2 separate regions of the Homo sapiens genome follow, and region 2 is linked to region 1. The links are chromatin contacts, found by Hi-C or POLR2A ChIA-PET in ENCODE. All regions are on one chromosome and are shown on one strand. Each heading gives the region's core, a stretch centred on a gene start or an enhancer-like site at or near the end of the contact. The rest is flanking DNA. Distances are from core to core; before and after follow the strand shown.

Evidence for each region. A loop is a pair of places that touch in the nucleus more often than their neighbours do. ChIA-PET counts read pairs that join two places held with the same protein, here RNA polymerase II (POLR2A). Pooled maps may share reads with other maps.
Region 2: a loop to region 1 is called in a map of breast epithelium, with 14 times the contacts of the local background. The contact joins the promoter of LINC01556 here to the promoter of H2BC15 in region 1. A Hi-C loop is called at or near these places in 1 of 168 maps with a recorded cell type or tissue (breast epithelium) and 6 of 50 pooled maps. POLR2A ChIA-PET finds 5 or more read pairs at or near these places in 2 of 52 experiments (activated CD4-positive, alpha-beta T cell and naive thymus-derived CD4-positive, alpha-beta T cell).

What each region holds. Positions count from the first base shown.
Region 1 is chr6:27,835,445-27,842,135 of GRCh38, forward strand. It overlaps H2BC15 (H2B clustered histone 15), which reads left to right and starts at 3,125. Exons shown (of 1, transcript NM_003520.4): 1 at 3,125-3,666. The coding sequence starts at 3,218. The coding sequence ends at 3,598. H2AC15 (H2A clustered histone 15) reads right to left here and starts at 2,931. Exons shown (of 1, transcript NM_003510.3): 1 at 2,436-2,931. The coding sequence starts at 2,895. The coding sequence ends at 2,503. RefSeq lists enhancers at 1,061-1,998, 2,087-2,176, 2,247-2,296, 2,567-2,676, 2,747-2,836 and 3 more.
Region 2 is chr6:28,939,514-28,946,204 of GRCh38, forward strand. LINC01556 (long intergenic non-protein coding RNA 1556) reads left to right here and starts at 4,271. Exons shown (of 1, transcript NR_103538.1): 1 at 4,271-5,025. TRL-AAG2-2 (tRNA-Leu (anticodon AAG) 2-2) reads right to left here and starts at 4,190; the gene lies at 4,109-4,190. It overlaps TRM-CAT3-1 (tRNA-Met (anticodon CAT) 3-1), which reads left to right and starts at 5,062; the gene lies at 5,062-5,134. It overlaps TRL-CAA1-2 (tRNA-Leu (anticodon CAA) 1-2), which reads left to right and starts at 1,540; the gene lies at 1,540-1,644. It also overlaps TRQ-CTG1-3. RefSeq lists enhancers at 745-1,314, 1,886-2,455.

The sequences.
Region 1 (6,691 bases), core at 1,875-4,374:
CTACTCATTTAACAGCTCCTCCATTTTCCTTTACATGTGTATGTGGAATTATAAACAATGATATATCACACTTGTATATTTTATTTTGCTTAATACATAAGTTTGCATGTCAATGTTTTGATTATGAGTACATTGATTTGAGTTTGCATAAATAACACCCAAAATTATAATAATTATAAAGCAAAAGTTACTTTACAAGCTGTTTAGCTTAAAGAATTTTACTTCTGGAACTCACGAACTCTGAAAAATATTACTTAGCTAGCTTTCATGATTAAATGGTGGTTCTTGGGAGAAACAGAATCAATGGAATAATTTTATTATCAACTTCAATGATCATAACAGCATATTTTATTTAAAAACTTATTTTAATTTCAAAAATCTTACAGGCCTTCTATGGAGCTGTATCATTTACTCTATATTGAGAAACAATTATTGAAAATTTATACACATAAATAACACAGATGACATTTTAAAAGGGAACAAATGAATTAATTCATTGAAATCAGGATGGAGTCCTCAACATCAAATAATAAATTTTTTTAAACAATGTGATATTTATGATTTTTGTGATTGCTGTTTTATTCCAAGAAATACTAGTTGTATGTGATTGCAATCAAGACTTAAATCTAGGAAATAAAAATGTGTGAAGAGACTCAAAAATTAATGTATTTCAATGGACTGGAGATCCTGTAGAAATTCATTTTCATTAACATGTCTGTATGAGGAAAACAGTAGCTTATATAAGTTTAGGTGGAGAGGAATAGAAGGCCCTCTCTATAGCTAGGAGGACTTGGTGATCTGAGAAGGAAAGGAGTGATCTTGGTGAAAGAAAGGAAGCAGGAAAAACTGACAGGAACAGGAGTATATGACCATGATATAATAAAAAACCTGACTTACAATGTCCTTCATTCATACTGTTTTTAAATAACACGTTCTAAAGTAATCTCACACCCTAACCCCAACCCTTTCCCATCATTTATATAAACAGTCCATTATGACATGTATTCTTTGCCCAAGCCAACTTGAAGCTCCTTTTGGATAGAGACTTTATGTATCTGGATTAATATTGTATTCCCATTTAGGAGAGTGCCTGGCACACCATAGATGCTCAGAAAGATTCAATTGAACTCGAATAGGTAGGCCAAACACACACGGGGTCCTAAATTGTGCAGAAGGGTCAGATACCTAAATTTTGCTTCCATGGTCTTATGAAGTATAAACTAAAAGCCCAAGTAAGGAGCAAAGGTTAGTTTACCAATTTTATCTCTGGAACCCAGGTACACTGAAAAGTATTATTTAGCTAGCTTTCAGTCCTCTGTAATACAGAAAGTAAATATCTGACACTAGGTTCATTTGAAACACTCTTGCTCTGTCACACAAGCTGGACTGCAGTGGTGCAATCATAGCTCATTGCAGCCTCGAACTCCTGGGCTCAAGTGATCCTTCTGGTCTCAGCCTCCCGAGTAGCTAGGACTACAGGCTATGAGACGCCAGGCACGGTTAGTTATTTTACTTTTGTAAAGATCAGGCTGGCTTCGAACTCCAAGGCTCTAGCGGTCCTTCCGCCTCGGCTTCCCAAAGCGGTTCTGTTTACCGGATGGTGCCAAACAGTTCCAGGCTCTTGGTGCCCGGTAGAAATTGGACGACACACACACAGATAGCAAAGCAAAGCAGCAAAAGTTTAGTAAACAGAGTATTACACTCTCGGGGGTGGGAGAGAGCGGACTGACCTCTGCGAGGTGAGATCAGCGTCAGCTTGCTGTAGTTTGAGTCATTTTATGTGTGTGCGTGCGTGTGTGTATGTTTTCTGTTCCCAGTGCTGCCTAATCTATAGCCAGCATCTGCCCTTTTATTGATAGGTTTGTTGCTTACTTTGTCCTCTGTGGCTTGTGCCTCTATCTTATAATCTTAAATATATGCATGATATGTAGCCCATATGCATGAACCTTAAGTAGCTGATTATCATACGGGCTTTTGTTAAGGATACTTTTCCTCTCTAATACGCATGCCCATCTCTGAAGAGCTGCCTCTTAAACTGGTTTGTTCCAGATCTTGCCGGCCACGAGGTCCTTGCTCACATTATCTCTTTTGTTTCGGCTGCAAAAGGTTCACTGCTTGTTATCTCGCTTCTTGTTCACCCGCCCATCTACCTTACTTCTGCCCTTTGCTTTTACTTATTCTGCCCTCTAACTTTCAGCTCCCTTTGTTATTCTCTTGCCTCACTTTTCTTATTGTTTCAGCTGTATTGCAGGCGCGAGCTGCCGCGCCTAAATTTCTTGATGTACCGTAAACATTTCAATGTCTACTTTCTATCTCAAAACAATGTGGTGTAAAAGCCGTTTAGTTTTGCTTCATCTCCATACAGCATTCCAGTGCCATTGCAAAATGACTCGACTATCAGATAAAACTGAACACAGCTCTACTTGGTGAAAAAGTAGGTGGCTCTGAAAAGAACCTTTTTGGTTTGGACCGAGGTATGAGTAATGAACTGCTCCAGCCCCGCTACTTGCCCTTGGCCTTGTGGTGGCTCTCAGTTTTCTTAGGCAGCAGCACGGCCTGGATATTGGGCAGGACACCACCCTGGGCGATGGTCACTTTACCAAGCAGCTTGTTGAGCTCCTCGTCGTTGCGGATGGCCAGCTGCAAGTGGCGCGGGATGATGCGGGTCTTCTTGTTGTCGCGGGCCGCGTTGCCAGCCAGTTCCAGGATCTCGGCGGTTAGGTACTCCAACACCGCCGCCAGGTACACCGGCGCTCCGGCACCGACCCGCTCAGCGTAGTTGCCCTTGCGGAGCAGTCGGTGCACTCGGCCCACTGGGAACTGAAGACCCGCCCTTGAAGAACGGGTCTTAGCCTTGGCGCGAGCTTTGCCGCCCTGCTTGCCACGTCCCGACATGACGTAAAAAATTCAATCAGTAACGTTCCTGAGACTGACGTAACGCTAAAGCTCCGCTACTTATAGTCAACAGAGGCACGAAAACTAAGCTGTGCTATTGGCTAACATTACAGTTTCGCTTTAACCAATGGGATTGCGGTTTTGAAAAACACTTATTTTGATTGGACAAAGTTAATATACGTTTCCAGGACTCACCACTGGTTAAACGCACAACTTCATTCTCTACCCCACTTGCGTTAAGAAGCAGTGAATAAGCGGTAGGTTGACAGAGCTACCGTCTTCCTGTTTTTTTCCTCCAATTTTCCGGCAGTTACTCCCAGTCATGCCCGAGCCCTCAAAGTCCGCTCCTGCCCCGAAGAAAGGCTCCAAGAAGGCAGTGACAAAGGCCCAGAAGAAGGACGGCAAGAAGCGCAAGCGCAGCCGCAAGGAGAGCTACTCCGTGTACGTGTACAAGGTGCTGAAGCAGGTCCACCCCGACACCGGTATCTCGTCCAAGGCCATGGGCATCATGAACTCCTTCGTCAATGACATCTTCGAGCGCATCGCCGGCGAGGCTTCCCGCCTGGCGCATTACAACAAGCGCTCGACCATCACCTCCAGGGAGATCCAGACGGCCGTGCGCCTGCTGCTGCCAGGGGAGCTGGCCAAGCACGCGGTGTCGGAGGGCACCAAGGCCGTCACCAAGTACACCAGTTCCAAGTGAGCCCGCCCACCGCGGAACGTTCGGTCAGTCTCGGCCCACACCCCAAAGGCTCTTTTCAGAGCCACTCAGTCTTCCCAAAGAGAACTGGCACTCACTGTTCTTACAGCAGGTATTTCTTACTTGCTACAAAGACGATTTCCAAGATTCCTTTAGCCTTGTTAGAAACTAATTTTGGCTCAAGCCTCTAATCCCGGTTCGGGAAACCGAAGCGGGTGGCTCACCTGAGGTTAGAAGTTCGAGACGAGCCTAGCCAACATGGTGAAACCCGTCTCTACTAAAAGTACAAAAAAATAGCTGGGCGTGGTGGCGGACGCCTGTAATCCCAGCTACCCGGGAAGCTGAGGCAGGAGAATCGCTTGAACCCGGCAGATGGAGGTTGCAGTGAGCCGAGATCGGGCCATTGCACCCCAGCCTGGGCAGTAAGAGCGAAACTCTGTCTCAAAAAAGAAAGAAAAAGAAAAGAAATTAATTAGCACTGCAGTGTACTGCATGTTGCAGCAACGCTTGAGACAATTTTATATCTGAAGAAGGATGAGGTTTATCATCAGACAAACCTAGTAAAGGGAAAATTCAGTTCCTGTTGACCCCAAAGAAAATATAATACTTAAGTGTCACTGGTAAAATATCCACAGTGCTTCCGGCGCTCTGTCCCTAAACTTCATGTGTACTTTAGTAATGAAGCAGTTGGCACACACACAAACGTACAAATCGACTTGTTTGTTTTGAGAGTGGTGCTGTTTCTCCTCCCTTGTCCCCAGTTTGGATTTGCTAAATATTAAGATAGAAAGGCAGTAGAAAAAAGTTTGAACCCAGTTTACAGCACCGTACACGTCAATCGGGCTGAGTTGATGTCAATGGCCAATCCCGACACTGCGAGGGCAGTTTGAAACTTGGCCACCGTTTTCTCTGGTGAGTGTTCTAGTTGGGAAAATTCTTGGCAGTGCAGGTTTTTTGGAGGAATCTTGCTGTCTTACTCATTCCCATAATTCTCTTGTGTGGAATTCCTATTTATGAACATAGTTTCTATTCCCTACTTTTTCTGTTAGGGTCTGCTCCATGTTTTCTTGTCTGTGTCACTTGCGTTTACTGTATCTCTAGTAATTGGAAGAAATGTTAAAAGAAAAAAAAATAGAGGAGGAGAAGGGCTGTTCTCCATTGTTTTCCCCCACCCCCAACTCAGGAAATCAAAATGAGTGTCTTCATTTTAAACACTTAGGAGTGGCATATTTAAAAGTATTTTGGTCTTTGCCAAGAATCAGTGTGGGAACTCTTCCACATCAAATTGTATTTGCTGAAGGTTTTTGATAATATTTTTTATCCAGTAAGTGTACTCCAGTGACCCAACCATTCGATTCCTAGCTGTTTACATGAAAGAATATTTTGCACACATGCAACAGGAGACATATGAGAATGGAAAAAATGCCATTTTTAATAGATAAAAATACTAGAGGCAACTACATGTTCATGGTCAAAATAATGCATTTATTGAGGTACACACAGTACCTGGTTGAATTTTAGAAATGTAAGTCTCAGAAGGTTCATATATAATAACATTTTTTTTAAACTCAGAAGTAAAACCATGGCTGGGCATGGTGGCTCATGCCTGTAATCCTAGCACTTTGGGAGGCTGAGATGGGAGGTTTGCTTAAGCTCAGGAGTTCAAGACCAGCCTGGGCAGTATGGTGAGACCCTACCTCTTAAAATAAATAAATAAATAAATAAATAAATAAATAAATAAATAAATAAATAAAATGAAAATAAAACCAAATTATACATTGTTGAAGTGTATATAGAAGCGCTTATACAGAATAAGTATACACAAGTGCGTGATAATGAAAACTTTTAAGAGAGTTTTTAAAATACCTGGCACTGGCTATCTTAGCGATAAAGGCAAGACATGGGATGGGGAAAAACACAGAGGTAAATACAAGTTGTCGTCAATATTCCAGTTTTGGGTTAGATGTTTTATCATGGGTTTTGATATAATTTGATTTAAACTTTATTTTTATTTTTATTTTTTTGAGATAGAGTCTCACCGTTTCGCCCAGGCTGGAGTGCAATGGCGCGATCTCGGCTCATTACAACCCTCGCCTCCCAGGTTTAAGCAATTCTCCTGCCTCAGCCTCCCGAGTAGCTGGGTTTACAGGAGCCCGCCACCACACCCAGCTAATTTTTTGTATCTTTAGTAGAGATGGGGTTTCACCATGTTGGCCAGGCTGGTCTTGAACTCCTGACCTCATGATCCACCCTCCTCGGCCTCCCAAAGTGCTAGTATTACAGGCATGAGCCACCATGCCCAGCCTGATTTACACTTTAAATATATGTTACATGTATTAAACTTATGTATCAAATACTATACTGGAAAATATAATAGGAAAAAACCCCCTGTGTAAAAACAAGTTACAAGCATCACATAGTTTGTCATAAAGGAAAACTTACAGGTGAGAAACTCAAACTTAATAGTGTTCCTGTAAATATTATTCATTTTCTAAATATTATTCATTCCTTCTCCTCTCTTAAGGAAGAGAAAAAGAAGATTCACAGAGAGCATTAAGAAGGCCCATGGATTCAGAAAGCTCAAGATTTGGCTAAAATTAAGAGTCAGCAACCAATCTCCAGGTACCCTTGCTTCTCAATCTGTAGACTAAAGACCCTAGACCAAAAATCCTGATTCCCAGGAAGTGCTTGGAGGATCTTGATGGTGCTTCATTACAGTTGGTTTCTTTACATTATTTGATGTATTGAATCTGCATTTGGCACAGAATTGATACAATTCAGACTTCATGAAATCCATTTAATTAAATGTTCTTTCTCCCTGCTTCTCCATCTATCTAAATCCTAACTTATCCTCCAAAGTTCACACAAGTCTCACTCTCTGAAGCCCTCTCTATTAGAGCCTAGCTGAGCTCTGTCTTCCTTTAGCTCCTCTAGCTCTTATAATCTCTACTTAACTTCCCACAAAATCTTTGTAACATCTCTCTGGAGGCTGTGTGTGTGTATGTATATATGTATTTTGTATATATGTTATGTATGTGTATGTGTGTATACTCCTCTCTCTGTTAGAACAGAGATTATACTTTTTGCATTTATGTA
Region 2 (6,691 bases), core at 3,021-5,520, 1.1 Mb after region 1:
CCATCATTCACCCCAAACTTTCCAGATTTCTACAACCTTATTTTGAAATTTTAGGCCAGGCGCAGTGGCTCACAACTGTAATCCCAGCACTTTGGGAGGCTGAGGCGGGCGGATCACCTGAGGTTGGGAGTTCGAGACCAGTCAGACCAACATGGAGAAACCCTGTCTTAACTAAAAACATAAAATTAGCCGGGCGTGGTGGCGCATGCCTGTAATCCCAGCTACTCTGGAGGCAGAAGAATCTCTTGAACCTGGAAGGCAGAGGTTGTGGTGAGCCGAGATTGCATCATTGCACTCCAGCCTGGGCAACAAGCGCCAAACCCCGTCTCAAGAAAAAAAAAAAAGAAATTTTTAAAAATCCAGCCATCATAATATTATTAATAATTTTAAGAACTCCCCTCCTTTTTGTTTCATGAGTGCAGTATCTTCTCTTACTTTCCCGAGGATTAATTATAATTTTTAAAAAATCCAACTTCCTGCATTGTATTTGTTTCCTCTTAGGTTCTTCCTGCCCCCTTCTGTTTGTATTCGTCCTTGTCTTATTGTAGAAATATTTTCACAACCACCTGATTATCCTTGGTTGTCGTACATATTTTAAGTAAGGCACTAAACACCTGATTCTGGAAGCTCTGTGGACCTGCTCCAAGCCTGTAGACTGCAGAGTCTTTGGGGATTCTATGGAGACCCAGCCATTTCTTTGGGAGATCCTCAAATACCAGTGTTTGTCGTTGTTTTAATTTTTATTTTTTCCTTGTAAATTGACTTGGATATCTCATCTGTCTTTCTTTATCTCTGGAAAACTTTATCCCAGTTTCCCTTGACATACTCCTTCAACCTCCTGGGAGAGGTAGGGGGAGGGGAGATGAGCCTGTTTGACTAGTTCTGGGAATGTGGTGAGGGAAGAGATCTGGGGATTTCGGCTCAGTGCTGACACTTCCTTCATGCTACTCTGGTTTAGCACCCCTGCACTTCACCCTCTTTCAACTCCTGACCAAGTCAACTCCTGTTACTCACATCGACAGTCATTTTTCATGTTCAAGACCCCTGAACCGCTCTCATCCCCCACTCTCCGCTAACTCTCCTGCTTCGCTTCAGGTCTACATTGCCTCGCTCATTTCTTCCCTGCTGAGCTCTTTGATTAGTTTGCTAAGCAGCATCTCGGGAACAGCCCCCGTGCTATGTGTTCTTTCTTGTCATGGATATGTGTTTTTTCTTGTCATGCTATGTGTTCTTTCTTGTTCAAGGCAGAGTCGCGGCTGGGTTGTTAGGATGCTCGCGCCCCTGTACCCGGGGCGTGCAGGGAAGTGTAAGAAGGGGGCGAAGGGCGAGAAACGCTGAATTCTAGCCTGAATTGGTAGGAGAGCCTCGCAAGCTGAGTCACGGTTCCTGATTCCATTTAAATAGAACGTTTTGTTCACTTGTAGGAATTTCCTTTTCCATTTCTTTCATTAAATCGCGAACGTAGTAATGACTTAACGCTGGTTACGCATTCATTACAATCGAAGATTATATTAATTTGCGATGGTAAGTGTCCCAGGTGTCAGGATGGCCGAGTGGTCTAAGGCGCCAGACTCAAGCTTGGCTTCCTCGTGTTGAGGATTCTGGTCTCCAATGGAGGCGTGGGTTCGAATCCCACTTCTGACACAACTATCTTATTCTCCTTTTACTCTACTTTCTCAGCCATTTCTGTGTTTTCATTCTTTCTACCTCAACTTTTTTTATTCTAACTAAAATGATACACTCTCAATGAGGTCTGCCCCCTTGCTTTTCAGTCTTGTTCGCTGTTTAGTAGTGAATCACGTTTTGCCCCGCTTTGGTCAGTTCGTTAAAAGGCGCATTCATTTACCACATGAGCACTCACCCAGAGGCGTACTGGGAGGAAACTAGACTAGGTAGGAATAGAAAGACATGTATACAGACTCCATCATTACATACTGGCCCTGAGCTCATAGGTTATTGGGACCGCAGATTACATGTTTTTCCTCACGGCCAGAAACCATCAAAAATAAAAGTGATGAAACTGAAATTGAAAGCAGCAAGGTTCACGCTCAAGGTTATCGGAAACAAGGCAAAAGGAGAGAAATGAAAGGTTCCACCGAGATTTGAACTCGGATCGCTGGATTCAGAGTCCAGAGTGCTAACCATTACACCATGGAACCCTACTTAACAAAAAATGGATACTCGATCCACCTGGGGTCTCTCTTGTCTTCTACTTACTAATTGATTTAAAGTAATTTTGCAGGGGCAGTTTTTTTGTTTTGGATGGCCAAACGCAGGGATGGGAGGGGTAGGGCTCACACACTGTTTCCACCGCGCCTTTCTCCCAGATTTCTTTCCATCCTTCGGGGCAGGGCAGTATACTGATCTGGGAATATGGTTATTCCTGGAGATTTTTATTTTCTTTCGTTTCCAGCCCACGAAAAGGTGAATTGAATTTTAGTCTCACGGTTTGAAAGGGAGAAAAGAGAGAAAAGAAAAAATATACTATCTACTTTCTACAGTCTTATTTATTCATTGTACGATACCTACAGATGCCTCTAGAACAACCTCCGAGTATCTTGGCACTGCCCCTCAGTTGTAACCATGGGCTTAAATTTTTAAAATCTGTCTCCCGCATTCCTCCAAAATGCCTTAAGTGCAGGGCTGAGTCTCAGTAGTCTTTGATAGCCCACGGTCTGCTACTTTGTAGAAGCTCAACCAATGCTTGTTGCATGAATGCATAAATGAAAGGATGAGTGAATGAATGAATGAATGAATGAATGAATACTCAGTGGGACAGCCCAGCTTAGACTTTTGGGAGACTTTAGACTTCTTTTTTGCCTTCACTTGCTAGGCTAAATTTTACAAGTTCAAAAGGGAATAATTATTTCTCCTCCTCCTCCTATCTTCTTTTGCCTTTCCAGGTCCCAGCTCCCAGGTGGACATCTTAGCGTCCAGATGACCCAACATATAGGTGTCCTTTAGTATGGATGACCAAACTAGGATGTTATAGTGCTGGATGTAGTAATTCATTTTTTCAAATCTTAACTTTATTAAGATAACATGGTTATTTATCTAGTAATTGTGAGAACAACATATAACAAATAGACCACATATATACGTAGCGTGTCTGGAAGAAATACTCAGATATAAATTACTACTTTAGTCAATCTTAATATTAATTATTTGTCAACTATGCTTAATGTGCCTCTCTAGTCTCTCAAGACTAAATTGCTAAGGAACCCTGGAATCATTTGCTGGCATTCATCCTTTCAAGCAAGGTGCCTGTTACAAAATATCTGCTCAATTAGTATGTATTGGATACATCTTTTGGAAGGTGAGGAAGGAAGCAGTGAAATTAGAAGACTTCTGCCTAGGCGACTGTAAAGTGCTCCTAAGCATCTACCCACCTCCCTGCACACAAAAACTCTCCATTCTATCTCCTCGAGTCTCCTAGCCTTAAAAGATGGTCTAAACTACCCCAGATCCAGGTAAATAACGGATCAAGTCCTTCTTCCCTAAAACAGGTGTTATTCTTTCTATTCTATGAGCCTCCACCTTATTTCTTAAAAAAAAAAAAGAAAAAAATGTTTACTGTTTAAGAAGATAACAGAATCTCAAAAGCTAACTCTTCAACTGTGTTCAACTAAGGACCTTAAACTGCTCTCTGAGGATAGGTGAAGCGGGAAAGGCTCTAGGTGTCTGGTGACTGTTTCTTTTGTTGGTTCGTTTGTTTTTTCAGCCTTAGCACATTTATCCCTTGGAGAAGACAATGGAAAATAGGGCAGATGAGCGTGCGTGGCTTATTTATTCTTGAGTCTGGAGTTAAGAAGGTTGTACTTTTTCCTTAGGATTGCCCTTGGTTGGTTCACAAATTTCGCAAAGTGAATGAAAACACATGAAGGCCACTGAAGGGAATAACTAGGGGACGAGATGTCTGAGCCCCTAAATCGAGAAACATTTGGGCACCGTTTGTGGGACTGTACATATGGGTGTTATCTGTGGCCCCTAGGAAAACAGAAGAGGAACCTGTCTCACTTAGGAAGCTGTGAGAACTGCCCACACAAGGCTTGAAAATGGAACTTTACTGGGTCAGAATGACGAGGGGGAAAAAAAAAATACCTCACACTGGCAGCGGTGGGATTCGAACCCACGCCCCCGAAGAGACTGGAGCCTTAATCCAGCGCCTTAGACCGCTCGGCCACGCTACCACCCACAGGGTGCGTCGCCGCTTTCAGTTTCACCCAAGTGACTGTCGCCCCTTTCCAGTCCTTTCATTCCCATTCCCACATCACCATAAGCCCTTCCCTCAGGCCCCTTCTTCAGCATTCCTTGCTTCTCAGCATAGCCCGAGAACCCCCGATCCCTGACACTTTGCTTCTTCTCAGCTCCCAGATGGATCCTGGACAGGATGCTGCAGGTGGTGCAGGAGGGGAATCCTGCCCCATTTATCATCAACACAGTAAAAAGGGGTCGAAGAGACCGAGAGCGCCAGAGGACGCCATGGGCTCCACATCCACTTGGATTCCAGGGAGTAAGCCTCTCGACTTCAGGAGTAAGCAAGGCCAACCGTTTGGTTTGAGCCTGTTGCTTCTAAGAAAAGCGAGGAAAAATCCTGAGACCTCCTCCCCTCGCCCTTCATCCACTTCAGGGGACCGAGTGTCTCCACGGAACTTCACAAGGGAGGAAAAGAGTGAACTCATTATTATTTGTCTTGTCTTCGTTTCAGAGGCGGTACATCTACGAAAGCCCTAATCATAGAGGGAAAGACTCCTCGTTCCTGGCCCAGAAATGAGATGAGAAATCCAGGGCCCCGTACAGGAAGGCCTTTCGCAAAGTCCAGACTCAATTGCCTTCGCAGCCCTTAAAGTTTCCTTAGGAAGGTCTGTGGGAGAACGAGGTTGGTTTAGGAATTGGCCCCTGCCTTGTACTACGTAGTTTTGTCATCCAAAGTGTTTTAGAAGTGAATTGAATCATAGTTACGCCTTATTTTGAAACACTGTAATTCAGAGAACGTAAAACCTTATTAAAATGCCTCATAATCATCTTGGTAGAGCCGTTGGTTAAGCGGGAGAGACAGTTGCCTCCTTAGCGCAGTAGGCAGCGCGTCAGTCTCATAATCTGAAGGTCCTGAGTTCGAACCTCAGAGGGGGCAAGGCGTCTGTTTTGCCATTTTACTTCTTCTTGATCCAAAATGAGTAAGACAACAAAGGAAGTTGACAAAACGTTGTTCTTTCTCTGCTTTCTCTATAGAAAAGTGTACAATATGTCTGGTAAGGGAAAAAAAAATCTAAGGACATTGCTTTGATGGAACAGAACGGGTAATTGCTGTTTAATAGAACCATGTTCAGTTACAAAACAGTGATTTTCACTAAGAATTAAATTCTCCAAAATTCTCATCTCCCCTCCCGCCCTGCATACCAATTGGAGATAGAGCTGGTAGCATTTTCAAATGTTTTTCAGATATGCTTGGCAATTGTCTTTGTTTTAACAACACCAGAGTCAAGAAACTTGCCAGTTTTAGAGTGCTGAGATAAGAAAAAGTGGGTGGAGGGTTGTACTAGGGGTGTGGAAGGTATAGAATCTAATTATCAATTACTGACTTGGTTATCTTTTACCATTCTTCTGGAATGGCTTACCACCAGGTTGCCACCAATAACATTCCATATGAAAAAAGAAAGGAAACAAAAAACTGACAAAAAACTCCCCCCTCAGTCTCATTGCATTGGACCTTTTCTCTTGCTTCCAGTCCTGTTGACTGGATCTAAATCATCCAAACTACCAGATGCAGGAAGGGGTAAAAAGAGAAACAAGAAGTGAAGAAGATAGGCTGATATTTACAGTCAAGATGAGCCCCTGACTCAAATAATAATGAGCAAGACTGATCATTAATGTCCTGCTCTTGAGTCCTACTTTGTTCCAAGCTGTGTTCCTATTAATCCATTCCCTCTCAGCTTTAAAATCACCCTTATATACTTTGTTTTGTGACATTGGGGCTGGGCGCCTGCAAATGATATTTCCCAAACTCCTTTGCCCATTGGCTTCCTCTTGTGTTCTGTCAATAAGAGGAACCAGAAAGAGACTAGAAAGCAAGAGGAGAGAAGCAGGGGCTGCTTTCTAAATTTTGTTCTTCCTGTCAGGTCACTCCAACAATGGCAGTTGAATCCCATCTCTATTTGTTCTCTTCATGCATTCCAGAATGTCTCACTGTCCATTACATAAGTAAGTAGTAGTCCAGCTGCAGCGCGTCCTCTTTAGCACTCCAGGATGCCTTTCCTCAGTGGTCTCAACCTCTTCCTTTTTGTTCTTCCAGCCCTACAAGGTGGTAGCTACTTCCCAGTAGTTATCACCTCTGAGTTACCATGGTGTGCCCAGTTGAAATACCTAGTCTTATTCCTTTTTTTTTGAGACAGAGTCTTGTTCTGTCACCCAGGCTGGAGTGCAGTGGCACAATCTCAGCTCGCTGCAACCTCTGCCTCCCGGGTTCAAGCGATTCTCCTGCTTCAGCGTCCCAGGTAGCTGGAATTACAGGCGCCCGCCACGACGTCCAGCTAATTTTTGTATTTTTACCAGAGACGGGGTTTCACCATGTTGGCCAGGCTGGTCTTGAACTCCTGACCTCAAGTGATCTGCCCGCTTCGGCCTCCCAAAGCGCTGGGATTACAGATGTGAGCCACCGTGCCCAGCCTTATTTCTTAACTAGACCCTGAAC